2 separate regions of the Homo sapiens genome follow, and region 2 is linked to region 1. A link is an interaction called in ENCODE POLR2A ChIA-PET data of the cell type or tissue named here. Cell type or tissue: CD4-positive, alpha-beta T cell. All regions are shown on one strand. Links, peaks and the distances in the headings refer to the core of each region. The heading gives the core; the rest is flanking DNA. Region 1 has its middle 8.5 kb from the start of TLR9. Region 2 overlaps WDR82 (WD repeat domain 82).

What was found. Peaks named below come from ENCODE experiments on the same cell type or tissue, not always from the same donor. Only the 100,000 strongest peaks of a DNase experiment are listed, where the experiment ranks them.
Region 2: POLR2A ChIA-PET joins it to region 1 with 6 read pairs; 21 of 35 experiments call an interaction of 5 or more read pairs at or near these places.

Annotation. Positions count from the first base shown.
Region 1 is chr3:52,214,420-52,219,791 of GRCh38, forward strand. No RefSeq gene overlaps it. Among named protein-coding and RNA genes, the nearest start is that of TLR9, 8.5 kb to the right of the region's middle. In CD4-positive, alpha-beta T cell, for the core only: no CTCF peak of the experiment used is centred there; DNase peaks (open chromatin) are centred at 2,822, 3,122 and 4,312; H3K4me3 peaks cover 837 bases; H3K27ac peaks cover 4,485 bases.
Region 2 is chr3:52,268,819-52,274,190 of GRCh38, forward strand. It overlaps WDR82 (WD repeat domain 82), which reads right to left. Exons shown (of 9, transcript NM_025222.4): 2 at 1,894-1,991. Among named protein-coding and RNA genes, the nearest start is that of MIRLET7G, 3.1 kb to the left of the region's middle. In CD4-positive, alpha-beta T cell, for the core only: no CTCF peak of the experiment used is centred there; DNase peaks (open chromatin) are centred at 2,953 and 4,213; H3K4me3 peaks cover 3,247 bases; H3K27ac peaks cover 4,839 bases.

The sequences.
Region 1 (5,372 bases), core at 246-5,245:
AGAGGATCACTTTAGGCCAGGAGTTTGAAGCTGCAGTGAGCCATGATTGCTCCACTGCACTCCGGCCTGGGTGACAGAGCAAGACTGCCTCTGAAATAAAAAATAATAATTGTCATCATCCCTTTAAGTTCAGTCTGTATTCTAGGAATGAATAAACTGAATGAAGTACTGGAGCTCTGGTAATGGCTTCAGAGGAGGAGCAGCAGAACCTCCCACTGCTTGAGCCCTGCTACCTCCTTAATGCCTACTGTATCCAGTGGCTGACCCAGCCGCACCCGGCAACTGAACAGTTTTGAAAGAGTGACACCACCTTGGCGGCCGGTTTCACTTTAAACTTCTCACTTCACATCTTCAATGGACAGTCAGTGCTGCCCAGCAGTCCTGCTACAGCTGCCTCCCCCTGACTTTCCCTTTCAGCTACTGCCTTGACCCCATTCTTCCCTGTGAAAGTCTGGGCGTCAGAAGACTGGCTTGTCTGTCACCACCCTGTCCTCCAGCCTGTCAGCTTCCTGCACCTGTAGTTGTGTCCCATCCAGCAAAGGCAGAGGGGTTTGTGCTCCTCATCCTGCCTCTCTCCGTTTGTATTTCAGGTCCTGTTGTTTCTTGCATGGTCCTGCAGCCATCTCTTTGCTGCAGAATTTCTCCCCCTCTGCTGGTTCATTCTCCTTGGCCTGCAGAGGCTTTGTCCCCCTTCTGAAAAATAAGCTCTCTCTGTCCAGACCCCCTTCTTGCTGCCCCTGCCCCTCTGTGCTGCCCCTGTTCTAAGCAGTTGCCCTTTCATCCCTGTTCTCTAGGAAGGCTGCTCGTCTCTCACATCTGTCTCTATCTTGCCAAGTCCGGTGGCCAGTTCTGTCTTCCTTTGGTGGATCTCAGTGGTATTTGCAGTGGTTGTCCTTGGCCTTTTTGAAGCTTCTCCTCTAAGCGTCTGTGCCACTAACCTCTGCCGATTGTTCTCCCCCTGCCCCATGAGCTGGTTCTTGTTCCATTTGGGTGGGTCTTGCTGTGAATGTTGACGGCCCCACCAGGCTCGTCTCTTAACTGTACTCAACTCCCCCACCCCACAGAATCTCTCGCAGCCTGGGCTTTGAGCTGCATCTGTGCACTGCCATCTCTGCCTGGGTGTCAAACAGGTACCTCCAACCACACAGGCACGGAGGGCACCCAGGGTCTGCTGCCCCTCGCTGCCTGGTCTTCTTCTTGCCTTCTCATCTGCCCAGGCACCCAGACCTCTCCTGTGGAAATCAGCCCTTTCCCTCACATGCACACTACTAGCAAGTCCTGTAAGTTCCACCTCTGAAGTGCATCTCAGGCCCGGCCACATCTCATCCCCTCCTCTGCCGCCACCCTCATCATGCCACCATATGGCATCTGCCCAACTCACCCCAAGAGCAGCCTTCCTAGAGAAGATCTTTTAAAAATAAAATCAGATCATGTCCCTACCCTGCAGAAAACTTTCCTGGGTCTTCCAGTCACAATCCGGTTAAATTCTAAATTCAGGCTGGGCATGGTGGGCATGGTGGCTGATGCCTGTAATCCCAGCCTGTAATTCCAGCACTTTGGGAGGCTGAGGTGGGAGAATTGTTTCAGCCCAGGAGTTTGTGAGAGCAGCCTGGGCAACAATGGGAAATCCTCTCTCTACAAATAATTTAAAAATTAGCCAGGTGTGGTGGTGCACACCTGTAGTCCAGCTGCTCGGGGGAGGCTGAGGTGGGAGGATCGTTTGAGCCCAGGCAATCGAGGCTGCAGTGAGCTGAGACTGCATCACTGCACTCCAGCCTGGGAGACGGAGCGAGACCCTGACTCAAAAACCCTAGGCCAGGCATGGTGGCTCACACCTGTAAGTAATCCCAGCACTTTGGGAAGGCAAGGCAGGTAGATCACTTGAGGTCAGGAGTTCGAGACCAGCCTGGCCAAGATGGTGAAACCCCATCTCTACTAAAAATACAAAAAATTAGCCAGGCGTAGTGGCATGCACCTGTAATCCCAGCTACTCGGGAGGCTAGGCAGGAGAATCACTTGAGCCCAGGAGGTGGAGGTTGCAGTGAGCCGAGATCATGCCACTGCACTCCAGCCTGGGTGACAGAGTGAGATTCCATCTCAAAACAAAACAAAACCCTAAGCTCCTCACACAGGCTGACAAAGTTGGGATCAAGGTCCCATCCAGTTCTCCAGACCCGTCTCCCATCCTACCCTCGTTTGTTCACTGTGGGCCTCAAATACCTAGGTTCTCTGCAACTTCCAGGCCCTGGTGTGAGCCATTCTTTCTCTGCCAGTATGCTTCTCCCCTGGATCATGGTGTGGCTGCCTCTCTTCACTCAGACAAGGGTCCCCAAGGAGACCATGCTGAGCATGCCGGCTAAGGCAGACCGTCTTGCAGTCTCACCATTGCTTGGCCTCTGACATGATGCCCTTCAGAGCTCTGGTCACCACCCACAATGACTTTTCCCCTGCTGGCCATTTGCCCTGTTGTAATGTCATCTCCCTGAGGACAGGTGCCCTGTATTCTCACTTCCGTGTCCTTAAAGTCCAGCACAGTGCCTAATACATAGTGGATGCTAAACAAATGTGTACTGAATGAAAGAAAAAGAAACCCAATGGCAACAGGTCAAGTTTACTAGAAAGACTGAGACAGCTGAAGCAAAACCAAGCAGCTGGAGTTGAGCAGAGTCCTTTGACCTCGCCTCCCTTCTCGTAGCTCTAGAAACGGCAGCTGTGTTTTCTCCTCTCTGTACAGAGTTGGGCTGGCACCCCTTCCCAGGAAGCTGGCAGTGGGCCTGGGGCACACACCCTCAGAGCTCGGCTGAGTCACACTCCCATCAGATAAAACCATACACCTAGGCAGGCTACAGGGCTTGATGGAAACCACATCACCTCGGAATCATGATTCAGTTCCTTCCTGCTCAGGAAACGAGCCTCGCTTAGCATTCCTGGCTCTGCTGCCTCACAGGAGCTTTCAGGGCTTTCCATTGTCCCTGTCATTCCCACGCCCAGGACTCCATCACCTCCCTTCCTTCAAATGGGATTGTTCTCCTCCAGCTGGGGTAATGTTGCTACCTGAATGCTTAGGAAGATCCACTCTTCCTTCGTAAGACCCAGAGCCAGCAGAAGCAAGGCCCTCAGGTGCATGTGCCCCTCCCTGCTTCTTGGGGTTATGAGAACGAAGGACCGGGTGATCTGCAGGAAGTAGGCGGGATTCGTGAACTGCTTAAAAATGGAAGTTTGGGCCGGGCTCCATGGCTCACGCCTGTAATCCCAACACTCTGGGAGGCCAAAGCAGGTGGATCACTTGAGGTCAGGTGTCCGAGACCAGCCTGGCCAACATGATGAGACCCCATCTCTACTAAAAATACAATAAATTAGCCAGGCGTGATGGTGCGCACTTGTAATCCCAGCTACTTGGGAGGCTGAGGCAGGAGAATCGCTTGAACCCGGGAAGCGGAGGTTGCAGTGAACCAAGATCACACCACTACACTCCAGCCTGGGTAACAGAGCGAGAGTCCGTCTTACAAAAAAAAAAAAAAAGAAAGAAAAGAAAGGAAGTTTGGCTTTTATAAGCAACTCTAGTGTGAAACTACGATGTCATGAAAGTTCTCTAAGGATATTTAGAAGCTGACGGCATTAAATAAGGTGTCCTAAAGGGAAAAGGGCAAACTGTATTTGAAATCTTAGTGAACAGACATTCCTCTCCTTGAAGTTTTCCTCTATCAGGTTGCCTGAGTCTCATGCCTGCTCCTCTACTTCCTTGTGCTGGGAAGCACTCTCTGCTCCCCAACACGAGGGGATAACACCAGGTCCATGGACTTTCCCAGGAGCCCTGGTCCTGCTCCCAGAGACAGCTACTGTCCCAGCTGCATGTGCCTCTGATGCAACCACATCTGAACCCTGTCAGTGCCCTGGGAGGCACTGGGTGGAGAGAGAAACACTGAAGCCACATCAGTTGAGGGTCCTGCGTGTAAATCCCATCACCTAATAATAACTGAGGCCCTGCTCAGTGTTTCAGACCCTTACCCATAGTGTACGAATCCCTCCAACGTCCTGCAGAGTGGCGCTGCTCATTCCCATTTATAGAGCGAGCAAGCTGAGGCTCCAGTAGGGGAGGTCACCTGCCTGAGACAATCCAAATGGCAGAACTGGCAGGCAAGCCCAGGCAATCTGGCCTGAGTCCTGTCTCTTTCCTGGCCGTGCTGATGGGCAAGGATGGCCGCCGTGTGGAGGAGAGAACCTGGAGCCATCTCTGAGTACCCTTCCTGACTACAATGCAGAGGGCGCCGCCTCCCACCCAGCCCCACCCTGGCCCAGCTCCAACCACTTCCTGCAGGACCTGAGATAGTGGTGCGCGGCTTCTCTGATCACGTAGACAGCACAGAGCCAAGTGCCACAGACCCCCAGACTCACCTGAGCCGAGCCCAACAGCCCCCTACCATGGCCCGTGTGCTTCCTCTCCAAATGCTCTCCTGAATCTCCAGCCCCAAAAGCATCAGGGCTGTGAGCGTGGGTGGGGGGTGGGGAGATGGAAGGTCCACCAGGAACTGCTGGAGGGTGGGCCTGGCAATCCCAAGACAGGCAGGTTTGCCTTGCCTCCCACATGCAAAATATGGTTCCCTGAATGGGATTCTGTTTCCAGCTTCCTGTCCCTGCCCCTGATTGTGGCCAGAATAGTCTCAGAGCCACTCAACAGTGGACTTCCCTAGACTCCAGCCAGGGGGAAAAGACTATTGTTTTCTTTTCTCTGCAGGCAGCCAAGGAAGGATGACAGGTTGGGTCAGAGCCCACGTGGGGCACAGGGCTTCCGATTGGTAGGTCAGAGACCCTCCTTCTTTCAGATGAGCAGATAACAGGGATCTACAGCCCACCACAGGAGCCCCTGTACCCAAGTCAGAAAGAGGACGGCAGCATAGACTTCCCCCACAGCCATGCCCTGGGGAGTAGGGCAAAAGCAACCCTCCAAGGGCTGCCATGATGAGCCCACCAAGTTAGCTGTCTGCTGCCAGCTCTAGCTCTCCCCTCCAGAGGCCCTGAGTGGACAAGCAGATCTCAAACTGGCCTGGACCGGCCAAACCGGGCCCCAGCTCCAACCTGTCAGCCTGCATATTTCTCCCCTGCTCCTCAAAGGGCAGTTTTGGCTGTGGTAATGGTGTAGGCTGCCAGCCCAAGAGAGGGCCCCTCAGGGGCTCCAGGCCTGACGCTCCTCATGGCTCCACACACAGTGTGGAGGAGATCCTGCTGAGGACAGACCCTGACCTCTCCAAACACTGGTCATTGGGGCTCCCAGCTCTATCCTGAAATGTACACTATCACATATAGAAGCCGGGTGCAGTGGCTCACACCTGTAATCCCAGCACTTTGGGAGGCCGAGGCAGGAGGATTGCTTG
Region 2 (5,372 bases), core at 172-5,171, 54 kb after region 1:
ATTAGAAAAATCTTTTTTGTTTTTTTGAGATGGAGCCTCGCTCTGTCACCCAGGTTGGAGTGCAGTGGTGTGATCACCCTAGACCTCCAGGGCTCAAGCAATCCTCCCACCTCAGCCTTACAAGTGGCTGGGACTACAGGCGCGTCCCATCACACCTGGCTAATTTTTGTATTTTTTGTAGAGACGGGGTTTTCCCAAGTTGCCCAGGCTAATCTCGAACTTCTGTGCTCAAGTGATCCACTCTCCTAGGCCTCCCTAAGTGCTGGGATTACAGGCATGAGCCACTATGTAGCCACCGGCCTAAAAAAAACCTTACTGCAAAATGTGAGATGATCATCAATAATCCACTGAAATAAGTTTAAAAACAGAATCCTGGCCGGGCGTGGTGGTTCACACCTGTAATCCCAGCACTTTGGGAGGATGAGGCAGGCAGATCACTTGAGGTCAGGAGTTCGAGACCAGCCTGACTAACATGGTGAAGTCCCAACTCTACTAAAAATACAAAAATTAGCCGGGCGTGTTGGTGGGCACCTGTAATACCAGCTACTTGGGAGGCTGAGGCAAGAGCATCGCTTGAACCCAGGAGGCTGAGATTGCAGTGAGCCGAGATTGCACCATTGCACTCCAGCCTGGGCAACAAGAGCAGGACTCTGTCTCAAAAGAATAAAGAATAGGCCGGGCACGGTGGCTTACAAGGTCAGGAGATCAAGACCCATCCTGGCTAACATGGTGAAACCCTGTCTCTACTAAAAATACAAAAAATTAGCCAGGCATGGTGGCATGCACCTGTAGTCCCAGCTACCTGGGAGGCTGAGGCAGGAGAATTACTTGAACCCGGGAGGCGGAGGTTGCAGCGAGCTGAGATCGCGCCACTGCACTCCAGCCTAGGCAACAGAGTGAGACTCTGTCTCAAAAAATAAAAACAGACAAACAAAAGAAAATAAACAAAATTAAAAAATTAAAGAATTCTAACATGAAAATAAGTGTTACAGTTCAGTTACCAAGACAATCTGTTAACTTAGGATTTATCTCGAGACATGCAGGCAAAAACAGAGATTGTTTATTATAGAAAGAAACTCACAAGTTCAATTTCTAAAAGTAACTCTACTCTTTAGATCAAAAAACGTTCCTGGAATCAGAAGTGACTAAGGTTGGGAAAACACCAAAACTGTTCTAACTTCCCTTAAACTATCATAGTTCAAGCATTTGTGAAACTTTTCTCAAATCTCTATCATTTTAAAAGAAAAAGTCCTGTTGTTTATCACTTGCTGTGTATCAAGTGTTCTTTCCTTTTATTTGTTCTAAAAGTGTTCTTTTTGGAGATGGAGTCTCACTCTGTCGCCCAGGCTGGAGTGCAATGGCGTGATCTTGGCTCACCACAACCTCTGCCTCCCGGGTTCAAGAGATTCTCCTGCCTCAGCCTCCTGTGTAGCTGGGATTATAGGCGTGCACCACTGTGCCCAGCTAACTTCTGTATTTTTAGTAGAGACAAGGTTTCACCATATCGGCCAGGCTGGTCTTGAACTCCTGACCTCAGTGATCCGCCCACCTCAGCCTCCCAAAGGTTGGGATTATAGGCGCGAGCCCCTACGCCCGGCTTTAAAAGCGTTCTTTTAAGTGTCAGGAAGTACAAATCATAAACACAATTAGTTGTTTCCTTTTTCCACTCCCCACTCTGAATTGAAGACTTTTCATACTCAGTCCCAAGTCCTTCAAAAGTGCCAATGGCTTGCTTCCAGCATTCCTTCAGTCAAAACAATGCAATTAACATTACTAACATTATATGAAAATACTTAAACTAAAGTAGTCACAAAGCAGAAGTAGTCACAAAGATTCCATGAACTATTTAACAAAGGAAACCATGACCTTAACTTCCTAAAAAGGCTTGCTTACCGTCTATTTTGTTAGAGCTGTAAACAACTGTGTTTGCTGCATGAGTGTATCTGATGAGGTCCACACCATATTTCTTACTGTACAGGGTTCTCTTTGGTCTGATAAGAAAATAGAGACAGAAAATCATGAACATTCTCCATCATCAAAATCTGGGATCTCCACATAAAGAGAAGCACTTGAATGATGTGGCAAAGGTGAGGATTTTTGGTAAGTTCTAACACTGGAAAGAAACAACTTCTTCCAAAAGGGAAAAAACAACGCTCAAGCAACAGCCATCTGAAGAAGCTTTCCACCTTAGAACACCTAGTGGCAAGGTTAGGTGGGAAGTAAAAGTAAATCTGGGGATTCAATTCAGTCTTTACTACAATGTTCAAAAGCTTTGAGAAAAAATACAATCATGTGCCATGTGATGACATTTTTATCAACAACAGACAGCACATAGGGTAATGGTCTCATAAGATTATAATAGAGCTGCCCTCTACAACCGATGTTTCATTTTTTAAATCCCTTAAACTGTTTTACGGCACCTTTTCTATGTTTAGATACACAAACACTTAACGCTATATTATAATTGCCTACAGTATTCAGTACTGTAAAATGCTGTACAGGTTTGTAGCCTAGGAGCAATGGGCCATACCAAACAGCCTAGGTGTGTGCAGATTATACCGTCAGGTTTGTGTAAGTACACTCTATGATGCTGCTGCAACAAAAACTCACGTGATGATCCCCATCTAAGTGATGCATGGCTGTACATCTACTTGGGAAGAAAGGCACACAAAACAAGTCTTAACTTACAACAAAGAGGGATATGAGAATATGTCAAACCCAAGAGGCCAAACTTTTCTTCTCAAGACATCCATTTAGAAAGAAGCTCTGTGTTTTTTTTTTTCAAGACGGCAGTGATTCCTCAAAACTGAAACCAGATGCAAAACTGCTTGCCTTTGCTAATGTAACCTGCTCTTGCAGAAGACATCCATCCTTCCTATCCTACAGGTCAAAAGCGCTTGCTGAGCCTTTTAGAAGGCAAGCCTAACTTTCTCTAGCAAAACCAGTTAAATAGTTCCTTTGCTTTTACTTTAAAGCAAAATCACACATTTCTGGCCACAAGGTGGTGGCTCACATCAGTCATCACAGCACTTTGGGAGGCCGAGCCAGGCAAATCACCTGTAGTCAGAAGTTCGAGAGCAGCCCAACATGGTGAAACCCCGTCTCTACTAAAAATACAAAAATTAGCCGGGTGTGGTGGCACACACTTGTAATTCCAGCTACTCAAGAGGCTGAGGCAGGAGAATTCCTTGAACCCAGGAGGCAGAGGTTGCAGTAAGCCAAGATCGTGCCACTGCAATACAGCCTCTGCGACAGAGTGAGACTCCACCTCAATAACAGACAAAAAATCACACATTTCCAAGCTAGAGGTTATCAATCTCCATTTGTTGAAGTTCCTTAAATGTCTCCCTTTACAGAACCTTGAAGAGCAAGGCTAAAACTGGTCTCAACAGAACCTTTAACCAAAAACTCTAACACATACTGGTTAAGTTAGAAAAATTTTAGGCTGGGCGTGGTGGCTCACGCCTGTAATCTCAGCACTTTGGGAGGCCGAGGAGGGTGGATTGCCTGAGGTCAGGAGTTTGAGACCAGCCTGGCCAACATGGCGAAACGCTATCTCTACTAAAGATACAAAAATTAGCTGGGTGTGGTGGCCCACGCCTGTAGTCCCAGCTACTCAGGAGGCTGAGGCACGAGAATCACTTAAGCCTGGGAGGCAGAGATTGTAGTGAGCTGAGATCGCGCCACTGCACTCTAGCCTGGGCAACAGAGCAAGACTCCATCTCAAAAAAAAAAAAAAGAAAAATAAAAATTTGAGACTTAAATATCTATGTAAATCTAGATTCAAATGCTAAAATAACTCTCCAATACGATCAACTGAAAAAACAGGAAAGCCTTTAACATAATGTCCTACATTTAGTTCTTTAGAAAGATTTCATAAATCCTGTACTAATGTTAACCAAGAGTTCCAATTTATGAAAAGGAAAGCTAATCCTCTCAATGTAAAATCCTCTCAGAATCTAGGTACTAAACAATCACGACTCAAGCAGTCTTTAAGAAGTCAGTTATTTGCACTTTCAATTTTTGTTAAAGTGAGGCCAAGGGCTTCCCTACATGAAACCCATTTCCAACAGACTTCTCACTACAAATACACTGGATTTTCCACATTCTTACCTTTACTGAAATAACACTTCACTCCTAAAAAGATCAGCAAAGGCTACTTTGCCAAGTGCACTGTCTGGGGTTCTGATGTGGGGTTACTGTGTGGTAACCAGTGAGGCAGTCTCAGTGTGTGGCTGTATACTTACTCTCTACATAGTTGACTCTGCTACCAGTGGAAGAAGTTTATATCAGTTATTTCATCCCATCTACAATAGCAAAGACAGAAACTGGCCGGGCGCAGTGGCTCACGCCTGTAATCTCAGGCTTTGGGAAGCCAAGGTGGGTGGATCACCTGAGGTCAGGAGTCTGAGACCAGCCTGGCTAACAGGGTGAAATCCCATCTCTACTAAAAATTAAAAAAATTAGCCAGGTGTGGTGGTGGGCACCTGTAATCCCAGTTACTTGGGAGGCTGAGGTAGGAGAATCACTGGAACCCGGGACATGGAGGTTGCATTGAGCCAAGATCGCGCCATTGTACTCCGACCTGGGCAACAAGAGCGAAACTCCGTCTTAAAAAAAAAAAAAGACAGAACATGAAGAGCCAACTCTAACTTGACAAGTTGAAAGAGAATAGTGTAAGGAAAATTTCTGGTTCCACTTAGATCTGGTCTATTTGTCTCAAATTTATCAAAAACACTAACCTGAGATTTTTTTTCCTGATAACAGAAATCTACTGCCTCATTTCATTTCCCAATTTGATTTTTATTATTTTTATGTTTTTGAGACATTCTCGCTCTGTTACCCTGGCTGGAGTGCAGAGGCACGATCTCGGCTCACTGCAACCTCTGCGTCCCCGGTTCAAGCAATTCTCCCTGCCTCAGCCTCCTGAGTAGCTGGGATTACAGGCCCCTGCCACCAGGCTCAGCTAATTTTTGTATTTTTCTGTATAGACAAGGTTTCACCACATTGTCCAGGCTGGTTTTGAACTCCTGACCCAGGCGATCCACCCGCCTCGGCCTCCCAAAGTGCTGGGATTACAAGTGTGAGCCACCACACCTGGACTCATTTCCTAACTTGAAAGCAAGATTATACTGTACTGCATCCATGTGGGTCTTACAAAATACATGCACAACATTTTTCAAATATTTTGGTAAGCTTCCTTCCTCAAACTATAATTCTGGTGATCAAGCATCAACAAGGAAAATAATATTAACCTTTCACTTTGAGTAATTTGCTTCACCTACCACAAACAATATCCTTTATACTCTTCCAAATTGAAATATCACTCAATGGGCGAACTCCATTGTAAAGAAAATTTAAATGACCAGTAA